Regions from separate parts of the Homo sapiens genome. Here region 1 is linked to region 2. A link is a contact called in ENCODE Hi-C or POLR2A ChIA-PET data. All regions are on one chromosome and are shown on one strand. The core of a region is the stretch at or near the end of the contact, and the rest is flanking DNA. Distances in the headings are between cores, read along the strand shown.

Region 1 (6,613 bases), core at 735-3,234, 49 kb after region 2:
CCGGTAGCATTGGAAGAACACAGATTGGTGCATAATGCATGGCATGTGCAATAAAAGTAAGTTGCATTAAAACTTCAGCCTTGTTAATGACTACAAAAAAAATTGTTAGAAAGAATGAATAAGATCTTGGCCAGGCACAGTGGCTCACGCCTGTAATCCCAGCATTTTGGGGGGCCGAGGCAGGCGGATCACCTGAGGTCAGGAGTTTGAGACCAGCCTGGCCAACATGGTGAAACCCCATCTCTACTAAATATACAAAAAAATTAGCCAGGCATGATGGTGCACGCCTGTAATTCCAGCTACTTGGGAGGCTGAGGCAGGAGAATCTCCTGAACCCGGGAGGCGGAGGTTGCAGTGAGCCAAGATCAAACCACTGCACTCCAGCCTGGGAGACAAGAGCGAAAAGAATGAATAAGATCTGATATTTGATAGCACAACAAGGTGACTATAGTCAATAATGATTGAATTGTACATTTAAAAATAACGAAAAGAGTATAATTGGATTGTCTGTAACACAAAGGATAAAAGCTTTAAGTGATGGATACCCCATTTACCCTGATGCAATTACTACACATTGTATGCGTGTATCAAAATATCTCTCATGCCCCATAAATACACACACCTACTATGTCCCGACAAAAATTTAAAATTTTTTTTAATTTTTAAAAATTTGTTGAAAAACCATCAGCCCTGTTAAGTTGCTCACACGTGCTGTTGCAGCCCCAGCTCACCCGGTAGTAAATCCTGCTGACACAGGGTCCCCCACAGCTATGGGTCTATCCTTCCTCTGGTGTGGCAAGACTACATTTTCAGGAAGCTGCTGGGCAGAATGAAGCAACTCAAAGCTCAGGAGAAGTGTCTACGTGCCTTTTAGGGTTGGGGTTTAACCCAGCACTCAGGGATTTCCCAGCATGCAGACAAAGGCACTGACAGTTACAGCAGAAGCTGGAAGGGTGAGTCAAGCCAGGACTCAGCACGCTTGAACCCATCCACAGCTCCCACTCACATCATCCCACACTCCCTTTTCACATTTACTCCAAGCATCTGGAGCCCCAAGCTCCTGTGCCTCAACCCATGCCCTCAGTAACAGTATCCATTGCCAAGCCAGAATTGACTCCGGGCCCACCTTGCCACTCACTCAGAGTCTGTGAGGAGTGGGCACCGCACGCAGCCGTGAAACAGGCCAACTCACAGGTGGGCTCCCCACTGCACGTCTTGTCCGAAAAGACACCCCTCAGCCCCATCAGTGTTGACTTTGCATTGCGCCATTAGATTATTTCTTTCAGCTCTTCTTAAGACAAATGGCTGGCTGTTGGGAGGCTGGCCAGGGTTAAGGTGGAGCCTCAATGTGGCCATTTTCACAGCCCCGGCAAAGCCTGTGGTTGATGCCAAACCCCCATTGAACTGAATAGAATGGAGGAAAGCTAACCAACCCACCAGAATAATAATCACTAATGCTATGGAGTGATCACACAGCAAGACTGTTCTAAGTGTTTTATGTGTATTCATTTATTTTTACCTCATCATAAGTACTATTATTTTTCTATTTTATAGATGAGAAAACTGAAACAAGGTCACAAACCAGATGATCTAAAGGGTAGCCACTACTGCCTCCTAAAGAACCCCAATCAGGAATCCCAGATTAATTTGCCCAGCATCCTGTTTGGAAACCACATGTCCACCCTGCAACTGTACCTGGCTTGTGTCCCACAAGGAGGAAGATGCAGGGGACTCCGGAAGCTAAGGAGGTAGACATGGGGTTTACTTGGGTTAATGTGGCCGGGGAGTCAGGAGACCTTGATTCCCATTCTGGCTCTGCCCCTATCCGCATGAGGATGGCCAACTGTTCCAACCATGGGTTCCACTCTCCTCATTGCTCAGCCACCAGGTTTCCAGGTCCCTCAGGCCCCTGCACATCCTCAGATATCTGAAGAACAGTGATCGGTGTGACGACAGGGCCCCTTCACAGAACGAACTTGACAAAGAACCACTCACCGCACACACGAGCCTTAGAATGCACGTGTCAGTGTTTTGGGAAATATGTGCTGTTTTGAAATGTGTCTGGGCCATGAGCAAGTTTGGGGGGAGACAGGATAGGAGCTTTTCTTCCAGTTAATGAAGTGAGGCTTCATGGAGGAAGAAGATTTTCTTAGTCACATTTCCTGTTTCACACTGACCTTTTAAAAGGAAACCCACAAGTGAACCTGTGCTAGGGCCTGCTTGCAAAATCTACCCACAGGTATAATAAAGATGATCTAAATAAAGCCCACAGTAGGCCAAGCTTAACCTGAATCAGTGGAAATAATAAGATCACTAAGAAGGGCTGATGGCCTGAGATAAGAGACATGGTGGTGCTCCGTATACTGTAAATAGAAGTGACACGTGAGAGATTTAATGATTATTAAACAGGAATCTAAGCAGAGAGGCAGAGATAAACCATGCAATCTTTTCATCAGTCTCTAGGTACTCAGGGCTTAGCCACTCATTATAAAATGGAGACTCTAAAAAATTAGGAGAGATGGATGCAGTGATTTCAAAAGAAGTTGTGTTGATTGGGTTATAAAATTAATTATGGGAATTAAGATTACTTATCTGCAGAGGAAAAGACCAAGAGATAACTGAAGAACTTAAAGTTGGTAAGGGGCCGGGCTCGGTGGCTCATGCCTATAATCCCAACACCTCAGGAGCCTGAGACGAGAGGACTGCTTGAGCCCAGTTGTTCAAGGCTAGCCTGGGCAACACAGTGACACCCCGCATTTACAAAAATATTTTTTTTGTCCTCAGATTTGGTAGTGTGTGTTTCTAGTCCCAGCTACTAGGGTGGCTAAGACAGGAGGACCGCTTGAGCCTGGGAGGTTGAGGCTGCAATGTGCTGTGATCACACCACTGCACTCCAGTCTGGGTGACGGAGCAAAAGTCCATCTCAGAAAAAAACCAAAAAGTTGGTAAGGAATCAATTATTGGATGACACATTGCCATATCTACTGAGCACAGAATGACAGGCCCAAACAACAGCAGACAGATATGGGATGCTCAAGGATGTCCCAGAGATGGCCAGGTATGGTGGCTCACGCCTGTAATCCCAGCACTTTGGGAGGCCAAGGCAGGCAGATCACTTGAGGTCAGGAGTTCGAGATCAGCCTGGCCAACATGGTGAAATCCTGTCTCTACTAAAAATACAAAAACTAGCTGGGTATGGTGGCGCATGCCTGTAGTCCTAGCTACTCTGGAGGCTGAAGCAGGAGAATCACTTGAACCCGGGAGGCAGAGGTTCCAGTGAGCTGAGATCACACCACTGCACTCCATCCTGGGCAACTGAGCGAGACTCCAACTCAAAAAAAAAAAGAAAAAAAAAAGAATGTCCCAGAGATACCTGCAGAACGGTTGCTAAGGCCACCCAAGTCCAGGGGAGCTTCACCATCAGGCAGCACCCATCGCCATGGCTGTTTACATTAACTCAGGGAAGACGCCACAGAAATGTTAAGTTTTGAAAGCTTTGTTTTGTTTTGTTTTATTACTTTTTCATTTTAAAAAATATGGAATGCTTCACAAATTTGCGTGTCATCCTTGCTCAGGGGCCATGCTAATCTTCTCTGTACTGTTCCAATTTTAGTACATGCACTGCCAAAGCGAGCACTGTTTTGTTTTGTTTTAAACAAGGAGGCCTGGAATTGGGCTGAAGTTAAAAAAAAAATCATACAAAGGAAACGGTAATTATGTTAACAAAAATAGAGTGGGGAATAGGGTTAGGCCATGACAGGCAATGATCCTAAGAGCTAGAGATCTCTCCCACCCCAACAGAGAGAGACAGAGAGACAGACAGAGAGAGAGAGAGGGAGACAGAGACAGAGAGAGAGACACACACAGAGAGAGAGAGACACACACGCACACACACAGAGAGAGAGAGACACACACACACACACACACAGAGAGACACAGAGAGAGAGAGAGACAGAGACAGAGACAGAGAGAGAGAACCCTAAGGTATTAATATTCCTGACTTGAATACCTCAGGCTTTTCCCAGCCAACTTCCACGTTGCTCTCCTATCCGTCTCCACACCTAATTCTTCTACCAAACCCTTCTGTCCACCCCAGGAGATTGTGAACTCAGGCACCAAATCCAACAAGCTCCCCGAGGAACTTACAACAGTCTGTTTTACAGAGAAGTAAATGTTGCTGAGAGAGAAAATTGTCAGGCCTCGGTGTTCCAGAGCAAGAGGCATTCCTTCATTCCCAGAGAGGCCCTGGGCCTCAGCAAGCAAGCCCGACAAGCCCTCCGCAGCCAGAATCCAAGCTTCAGGCTGCACCTCCCTCACCGCTGGGCCCTGGACAGTGAGGCTGCTGCTCAGAACCCCTCTCCTCAGAGGGAAATTCCTCAGGGCTGCCCCACCCGACCCGTTCTATCAGTCACTCAAGCCCTCTATCCTCTGTCACAGCCTGGCTCTGTCCCTTCCCATGCCCCAACCCCCAACCTCCCAGGACCCAGTATCTCAGGATTTCTGCCCTCCTCCAGCCCCGAGCAGCCTGGAAGCCAAGTGGCAAGGATGTAGTCAGCCGGGTGGGCCCTGAGAGCCGGTGGAATGGTGTCCATGTTGCAGGAAACAAGGGAAGGTGAGGGGTACAGGGGTGCCTGTGCCAGGCCACCACTCCACAGCTCATTCTTCTCTGAGGTTATTCCCCGACCCATACCCCTCTGGAGCCCACCCCAGCTGCTTCCTCTTCCTAGGGGTCTCCACCTGATGTTCTGTGACTCCCCTGAAAATAAACTTTTGAAAGGCAGACTGTGTGGTTATTGTGAACATGGGTGTAAGGTCAAGAGGCAACCCCATAGCCAGATTTCATCCTCCTCCAGGCCTCCATCCAGGGCTGCAGAAATAGCTAGCAATTGGCTGGCTAAGCAGGCAGTGGCTTATATGGAAAGAGGGGCCCCTCTGCAGCTGTCACCTGTGCTTGTGAATTTGTTTTTCCAGCGTCAGGAAGGAAAGGTGATTTGGGAGACACCAAGCAAAGAGCAGGAGGACCTTTTCTGTCCCCTGAAATTTAGGAGGGAGATTACCAGACAGAGGCTGAGCCTTCCAGCTCCACTGGGGCCTGATGCCCTCTCTCACCTCTGACTGCCACCCTGGGAGGCTCTTTAAGCCTCTGTGCACGGCTCCCCTGCCCAGAGGGGAGGGCGCATGCGTGTCATGAACACCCAGGTGCTGGAGTCCACAGGACAGGTAGAAGAGAAACGACTGTGGCCACTCAGCAACCGCTTATGCCAGATACCCTTTTAATAAAATCACCTTCATCCAATCCTCACAGTCATCTCCTGAAATAGGTACTATTCCCATTTTGTAGACAAGGAAACTGAGACTCCAAGAGGTGAAAGTGCTTATGCAGATCATACTTATTAGGGACGGAGGCAGGACACAGTCCCACAAACACAGGGGGCAGCTGCCAAGGGGCCTCTTTTTCCATATAAGCCACCGCCTTCTTACCCAGCCAATCTCTAGCTATTTCTGCAGCCCCAGGATTGAGGTCTGAAGAAGGATTGAGTCTACTATGGTGTCACTTTCTGGCAAACTCTGAGAGGGACTGAGAAGGCCAAGTGGGGGCCTGCACCAGGCACCCCCAGCACCCAGGGCGCCCCTCCTCCCACTGAGCCACTCAGAGGCCGGGTCCTGGCAGGGTCCTCTCGCTTCACAGACCCTGCACTCCAGGCCAGACCCTGCATAAAAAGAGGTGTCCACAGTGCTCATATCCCACCAGGCTCAGACGTGGTAGCCCCAGGAAGTCACATCCATCTGGGATCTTCCCACCCCAGCCTTTTCAGGAATTTATTGTTATGGGGACATACAACAATATTAACCATGAGCACTGCTAGGGTCACTGTTCACAAGCAGGCAGGAGGACCCCCAGTGCAAGGTCTTTCTGTGGGGCCACCTGGCATGCTGCATGCCCAGCACTGTAGGTGGACTGGATGGTGGGGAAGGCCCCGTTGGAACCTCAACAGAATGAACTTCTGGGAAACTCAGCCACTCTGGTCCTGGTGTTCTTGGGTTGTATGTTTCAAAGCTGTCTTGACTTAACTAGTTCTGTCTCATTTTAGGATCTTCCAAAAGAATTCATGAACCAAGGTGCTAAAGAGCCAGATCCATTCGGCTCCTGAGCTCTGGAGGGATAGGATGCAGGGTAAATGGACCGAGGGTCCCAGCACCTTTTACCAGCTTTCCTAGCCTGGCCCTTGAGACCCTGTTTGACAGGTTCCTGTCCACTGACCAGCCCATCTCAAGTCACCCTGCTTCTCCCTCTGTGCCCCACCTTCAGTGCCTCCAATCCCTCTGTACCCTACCTTCAGCGCCTCCAATCCCTCTGTGCCCTACCTTCAGTGCTTCCAATCCCTCTGTGCCCTGCCTTCAGCGCCTCCAATCCCTCTGTGCCCTACCTTCAGTGCCTCCAAGCTCCATCTCAACCACCCTGTGCCCTCTTGCCTGGGGATCAACCCCTCCTTTCTCCAGAGAACCCCTACTTCACCTAGCACGTTTCCATGTGAATTTCAAAGGCTAAGTGCAAGGATTAGGTTCCTCTGAACTGGTTGAGATCTTTCAGGCTTCCTGTCCATCCCCCAGT
Region 2 (6,548 bases), core at 146-2,645:
GTGGCTCACGCCTATAATCCCAGTGCTTTGGGAGGCTGAGGTGGGAGAATTGCTTGAGCCCAGGAGTTCAAGACCAGCCTGGGCAACACAATGAGACCTCGTCTCTACAAAAAAACTTAAAAATTAGCCAGGCATGGTCTCAGCTACTCAGGAAGCTGAGGTGGGAGGATTGCTTGAGCCCAGGAGGCTGAGGCTGCAGTGAGCCGTGATCATGCCACTGCACTCCAACCTGGACAATAAAGCAAAAGATCCTGCCTCAAAAAAGAAGAAAGAGAACAGAGCCCTACAGAGAAGGAAGAAGGCAGGCACATTGTCACTTTTGCTCTCAAGCTCCCTGGATCTCTCCTAGAGGAGAGACCCCCAAACCTGCCTGCACTCCGCAGGAGCTGACTGGGGGAGGACCCTTTCCAGGGACACCTCCCTGGAGGTGCTCTAATATTTGGCTGCTTGGCCATTCTGGGCCAAGAAGACTCCTTCCCTAGCCCAGGACCATTAGTCTCCCTGATGATTGCTGCAGAAAGGCCCAATTTTCAGGGCCCTACCTAGCCCTTCAATACCTTTGAGCCACCCATCTTGTCTGAGCCAGAGTCCTAAAGCCAGTCCTGAGCTTCAAGACCCATGCTTGCCCTGGCCACTGCTTCCCCTGGGAGAGCTGCCTGGCTTCCTGCAGAGAGCTGGCCTGCAAGTTGGAAGGGCATATTCTCCTCCCGGCTCCCTGGCTAAATTGCTATAGAATTTCAGGTCACTCAAGTGAACTTTCTGTGACTATTTTTTCCTCCCTTCAAGATTTATCAACTATTAATTGGAGCCTCTAGATGCCTGCAATGTGGAGGTCCTGAGAATTCAATACAGAATAATACAAATGCAGTTCTTCCTGTGAAGCCTGGACAACCTTTCCCTTCCTTCCTTCCTTCTTTCCTTCCTTCCTTCCTTCCTTCCTTCCTTCCTTCCTTCTTTCTTGAGTTTCCTGATGCCAGCTCCTCAGATGGTGAGCCAGCGGTGGGAAGGTAGTGGTGGGGGTGATTATAAATACAATAAGAAATAAACCCACACACTGCAAAACTCCATGTTAATACTATTAATAGTATTTCCAAATTGCATACAGGTAGAAGACAGTTCCTTAGCAACATGATCGTAATGAGAATTCCACAAGGGCATCTGGAATTTACTCTGTCAGACATTCCAGCTTATCAGGAAATGAAAAGGACCAAGACTATCATATAATGTGCAAACTATGCTAATGCCTATCACTAGTGTATATCAGACCCCAGTTACAGGACTGACCCATGGGACTCCCCTTGTCTCAGCTTTAATCACATGAAGTACCTGAGGCCTGTTGTCCTCCTCGGGGCTCAATGCCTTCTTGCGGCCAGGTCCTTCGTATAATTCAAGAGTTGAAATCACTGTCAACACAGCCCTTTGACTAATGTTCCGGGGTGACAGGCCTGGCACGTGAACACATGAGTGATGCTATTATCCCCCAAATCACAGGTGAGTGAGGTCTCTGGAGATGTCCACCCCCACATGAATTTCCCTTTGTGGTAGCAGTAACATCTGAGTCACTAAGCATGGGGCCACAATTTAGGCTCACTCCCTCCCCTTCCTGTGCCCCAAAAGGGGGCTGAAGGCGGGTCCTCACAGCAGAAAAAGCTCCACTTCCTCCGAGCTCCAGACAGCACATCTCAGCTGTGTTGGGCCTTACAAGGCTGCGGTCAACAGGCACCCAGGTGATGAGGTCTTTCTCAGCCTGTTGTTCTCTTGTTAGCCCTTTGATGTTTCAAAGCTGACGAGGTCAGCATCTTCCAGGCTGCAGGAAACATGCCTGCCAGGTATACCTTTCAAGCAGCTGATTAATATGTCATGTGGTCTCTGGTCAGAGGAGAGTGTAAGGGCTGTTGAAATGACTCACCAGCTCAGCTCCCGTGTCTTTGGGAAACGCTACCCTGTCAGCAAGAGGCCTCCAGCTGAAAAGTAAAGACACAGATCTGAAAGGGTACAGTTCTAGCGTCCAACAAACTATTATACATCCTAAATGAAGTGAGAAATGGTAGGCTCTTCACCTGCCAGGGCCTGGCGGGGCCTGTGTCCCAGGACTGCTTAGGAATCCAAGCCTCGCACTGTTTATCCATTATACTGATGAGAAGCCTGTGAGACAGGGAGGCTTGCTGGGCCTCCAAAGTCCACTTGCTGGCTTGTTACTTGGCACCATCAGATCTACGCTAGGGATGGTGTAACTAGAGCCTTTGAGTGCATGAAAAGTCTGTGGCCTGACAAAGCACTTACTGACCAAGGAAAATCAACTTCAGGTGCAGCAGGAAAGGTCTGGTACCCAGAATGTCTGGGGTTTTGAGACACTGGAAAAGATTGCCTAATAATGTCATGGGCTCCCTTCCCTGGAAATAATCTGAAAATAGGATAAGTTCCCTCCAATCTTGGATGGGTCAACCTCGTCTTGAGGTAAGGAGACGGTTACATCAACCCATGGAGAGGGCCTGTCAGCAACTCTGAGTCTATTAGAGGGTATATTTTCAAACACAAAAAACTTTTTATCCTGGTAAAATATACCTAACGTAAAAGCTACCATTTTACCCATGTTTAAGTGTACAATTCAGTGGCATTAAGTACATTCACATCGTTGTATAAGCTTCCCCGTCATCTCTCTCCAGAACTTTTTCATCTTTCCAAACTGAAACTCTGTGCCCATTAAACACTGACTCCTCTTTCCCCTCCTCACAGCCCCTGGCAACTACCATTCTCCTTTTCATCTTTATGATTTTGACTACTCTAAGTACCTTGCATACGTGGAGTCACGCAGGGTTCTTGTGTGACGGGCTTGTTTCACTTAGCACAATGTCCTCAAGTTTCATCCATGTTGTAGCATGTGTCAAAATTTCATTCCTCTTGAAGGCTGAATACTATTCCATTGTGTGTGCATGTGCAGGTGCATGTGTGTGTGTGCGTGTGCAGGTGCATGCGTGCGTGTGTGTGTGTGTGTGTGCATGTAGCACGTTTTGTTCATCCATTCATCTGTGATGGACACTTGGTTGTTTCCGCCTTTTGGCTATTGTGGATAATGCTGCCGTGGACTTGGGGGTACAAATATCTGTCCCTCCTTTCAATACTATATCCAGAAGTGGAACTGCACAAAGAAAACTTTAAAGACAAAAGCATTGTGCCCCCAGAAGAAGGCATGTCGATGTCCTCACATCATGATTTCATATGGAGAAGAAACACCTAAAAAAAGTTGGGCGGGAGGCCGAGATGGGTGGATCACAAGGTCAGGAGATCGAGACCATCCCGGCTAACGCAGTGAAACCCCGTCTCTATTAAAAATACAAAAAAATTAGCCGGGCGTGGTGGCGGGCGCCTGTAGTCCCAGCTACTCGGGAGGCTGAGGCAGGAGAATGGCGTGAACCTGGGAGGCGGAGCTTGCAGTGAGCCGAGATCTCGCCACTGCACTCCAGCCTGGGCGACAGAGCGAGACTCCATCTCAACAACAACAAAAAAGAACGTTGGGCTACAGTAAGACTTGGTAAGAGGGACCAAGGAAGCATGGAAGAAGGAGCTGGTTGGTTCCCAGAGCAACCAGAGAAGGCTTCACAGAGATGAAATTGGAGCTGGATTCTGATGGGTAAGTAGGAGTTTGCCTGGTAGAAAAAAAAATAGAGAAGGGCAGGAAAAGAAACAGCCCTTTTCAAAAAAGAGGAGACCAAACATTGCATGCACATATCCTTTGACTCGGCAATTGCACTGGCAGGAATTCTGCTGTTATCCTCACACACATACGGCTCCAGGCATATGTCTAAGGATCCTCATAGCAGCAATGTCTGCAAGACTTAGTCACTGGGAGTGGCCTGTGGTCCCTCACTAGGACACTGCTGAAATAAACTATGGTACAGCCATACCGTGAATTCCCACACAACCATTAAAAAGAATGAAGGAGGGCCAGGTGCGGTGGCTCATGCCTGTAATCCCAGCACTCTGGGAGGCCGAGCGGGTGAATCACCTGAGGTCAGGCGTTTGAGACGAGCCTGGCCAACATGATGAAACCCCGTTTTTACTAAAAATACAAAAAATTAGCCGGGTATGGTGGCAGGCGCCTGTAGTCCCAGCTACTGGGGAGGCTGAGGCAGGAGAATCACTTGAACCCTGGAGACGGAGGTTGCCATGAGCAGAGAGAGCGCCATTGACCTCCAGCCTGGGTGACAAGAGTGAGACTCTGTCTCAAGAAAAAAAAAAAAAAAAAGCAAAGAATAGAGGCGATCTCCATGTGCTGATATGACAAGAATTCCAGACTTATTTTTAATTAAAAAAAGAAGATGTCACTGTATGCCCAAGTTATTTCCCTGGAAGGAAAGAACACACAAGAAACTCTTAATAGTCATTACCTTTGACAGGAGCAACTGTAACTTGAGGGGAGAGAAATTAAATTTTCGTGTTATGCTTTCTAATGTGTATGTATTGCGTTTAAAAACAAAGTTAACAAAGCTGCCAGGTTGATGAGATTACGGTCCACTTTTACATTCTTTGTGCTTTTTCTAATTTAAAATATTTTTTTAAAGAAAAGCAGCTATTTTTCTGGAATTGTTTAGTCCCAATGGCTCCTAAAGGCAGAGAGATGAGATGTTTACAGGGCCATCCTTTCGGAGTTTCTCTTACAGCTTCGCAAGGATTCCTTTCAAGACAGAATGGTATCCTCATCTCCTCGAGAGAAAAGTTTTGGGGCCAAACAAGAATTCGGCCAAAAGCTCGGGGCCAGGCATGTGTGGTGCCAGGGCAGTGCGGGGGTTCCCACAATGTCTGTCCAACTGTCCTGGGGACAGGACCCCTCTTCTGCACTTTTCTGTACCCCTCGTGGGGACTACGTCTCTGGGACAAAAACCCAGCTACACAGGGTTAACCCCTGCGTTTTGCTTCGCTGAGCATGGCTGAGGAGGAGGGGGTGCGGTGAGAGCAGAGGGGGCTCCATCCCGCCCCAGCTCCAGGCAGCATTAATAAAATGCAGGTGTTTTGTGTATGTATAGCTGCTTGAGGGAGGAGGGAGAAAGAGCCTTGACTGCAGCAGCGCATAGAAACAAGAGCCGAGTGCAGTAGAGGAAAATGTGCCTGCAAGTAATGAGAAAGCATTTTGCAAAGACAGCCTTGGCTTTAGGGTTGAGAAGAATGCAGCAGTTTCTGGCACAGGCCTACCCTGTAGCTCCCCCTGGGTGTGTGTGTATGTGTGCGTGTGTGTGTGTGTGTGTATCTGGACACAGGATCCTATGCATGCATGTGCACATACACACACCCCACCACCACCACAGATTTTTTTCCCAGCAACATCTCACACAACCTAAGTTTGACCCTCACTTGCTTTGACCAGGAGTTGGTTCTGACACTCCCTTCCCTCCCTGCCAACCGCCCTCCATCTTTTCTCTCCTGTCTTCCTCTCTGTGGACCCCACACCCTGCAATTCCTCCTTTCCCCCATCACTTCCTTCTCTCTGGGGCCTTGGGTTGACGGTATCTCCCCTTGGCCAGCCCCTTTTTCGTAATGCCACTTGGCTCTGCTTTCAAGCAGGCACCTTGTGAACCCGACTCCCACCCTCCTTTCCAAAGCCCACCTCCCTTGCAGTCGGGAATGGAGCTCAGGAGGTTGGCCAGCCCCTGCTGCTTTAGCTTGATGACGTGCTCCAGCACTGTGGAGGTTCAAAGTGAGGGGGGAGTAAAGCACAGAGCAAGCCCCCTCCTCCTGGCCACCCCAAGGGCAGGAGAGCAAGGAGGAGGCATCAGAGATGACTGCAAAGTGGGCAGCAGATCTGAGGGCCACTGGGCCCTGCTGAGGGTCCTCTGTCCCCACCTCCCCACATCCCCCAGGGAGGTGGGAAGTGACAGCCCCCCAACTTCTAGAGGGTCGCCCTCCATTACGCCAAGTTAAAGAAGCCTAAAAGCAAGTGATTTCTGTGATTTCTTTAGTTTGCCTCCTTGCCTGAGACCTGCTGAGGAGTGCAGTTGTAGGTGAGTTGTTCTGACACCGGAAAGGCTTCAGGAGACCAGGGTGGACCCCTGAGGCCCTGCTCGGTCCCAGGCAGGCCAGGGTCTGAGTGGAAGTCACAAGTGGAGGAGCTCCTCCAGAGGACATGGGCTCCTGATTCCATGAGGAGGGGGTAGGGAGAGGTGCTGGGGGGCTCAGGAAGCACCCCTGTCCCAGGCTACCAAGCTGATCCTGAGTGTTTGTGTCTGAAACCACTGAGCCAGAACCCATGCCAGGCAAAGGCCAGCCCAACAGCATAGTAAATATGTTCCCCGGAATTTAGCACTCCTGAGTCAGAGGGGAGCAGGGGCTGGCAAGGACCCTCTCCTCTGGCCTGTCTGAAATGGGAGGACCAAGCTCTAGAGAATCAAGTTTTTACTTTCTCAACTCCTATCCTCTACTCCCTACCTGCCTCCCCATTCCTCTGCAAATAAAAGACAGAGCAGGGGTGGACAGGCAGCAGCCCAACCATCCCGCCACTCATCCGCTCATCCCTGCCCGCAGCTCACAGGCTGGCTGGCAGCAGCTGTGTCAGG

What was found. A loop is a pair of places that touch in the nucleus more often than their neighbours do. ChIA-PET counts read pairs that join two places held with the same protein, here RNA polymerase II (POLR2A). Pooled maps may share reads with other maps.
Region 1: a loop to region 2 is called in a map of B cell, with 4 times the contacts of the local background. The contact joins the enhancer-like site here to the promoter of RAD51B-AS1 in region 2. A Hi-C loop is called at or near these places in 16 of 168 maps with a recorded cell type or tissue (B cell, CD14-positive monocyte, CD4-positive, alpha-beta memory T cell and 9 more), 15 of 37 single-sample maps with no recorded cell type and 20 of 50 pooled maps. POLR2A ChIA-PET finds 5 or more read pairs at or near these places in 17 of 52 experiments (B cell, CD4-positive, alpha-beta T cell, CD4-positive, alpha-beta memory T cell and 11 more).

What each region holds. Positions count from the first base shown.
Region 1 is chr14:68,732,392-68,739,004 of GRCh38, forward strand. It overlaps LOC105370547 (a long non-coding RNA gene), which reads left to right. Exons shown (of 4, transcript XR_007064227.1): 3 at 1,555-1,748; 4 at 4,097-4,780. It also overlaps the pseudogene RNU6-921P. Among named protein-coding and RNA genes, the nearest start is that of RAD51B-AS1, 50 kb to the left of the region's middle. RefSeq lists enhancers at 3,904-4,430, 4,431-4,955. Within about 2 kb of position 1,985, at least 11 of the 41 ENCODE cell types and tissues checked have a DNase peak (open chromatin) inside an H3K27ac peak, as active enhancers do; they include B cell, CD14-positive monocyte, CD4-positive, alpha-beta T cell and 3 more, where a contact is called at or near this core.
Region 2 is chr14:68,684,045-68,690,592 of GRCh38, forward strand. It overlaps RAD51B-AS1 (RAD51B antisense RNA 1), which reads right to left and starts at 1,396. Exons shown (of 4, transcript XR_007064220.1): 1 at 1,327-1,396. RefSeq lists enhancers at 1-100, 1,684-1,733.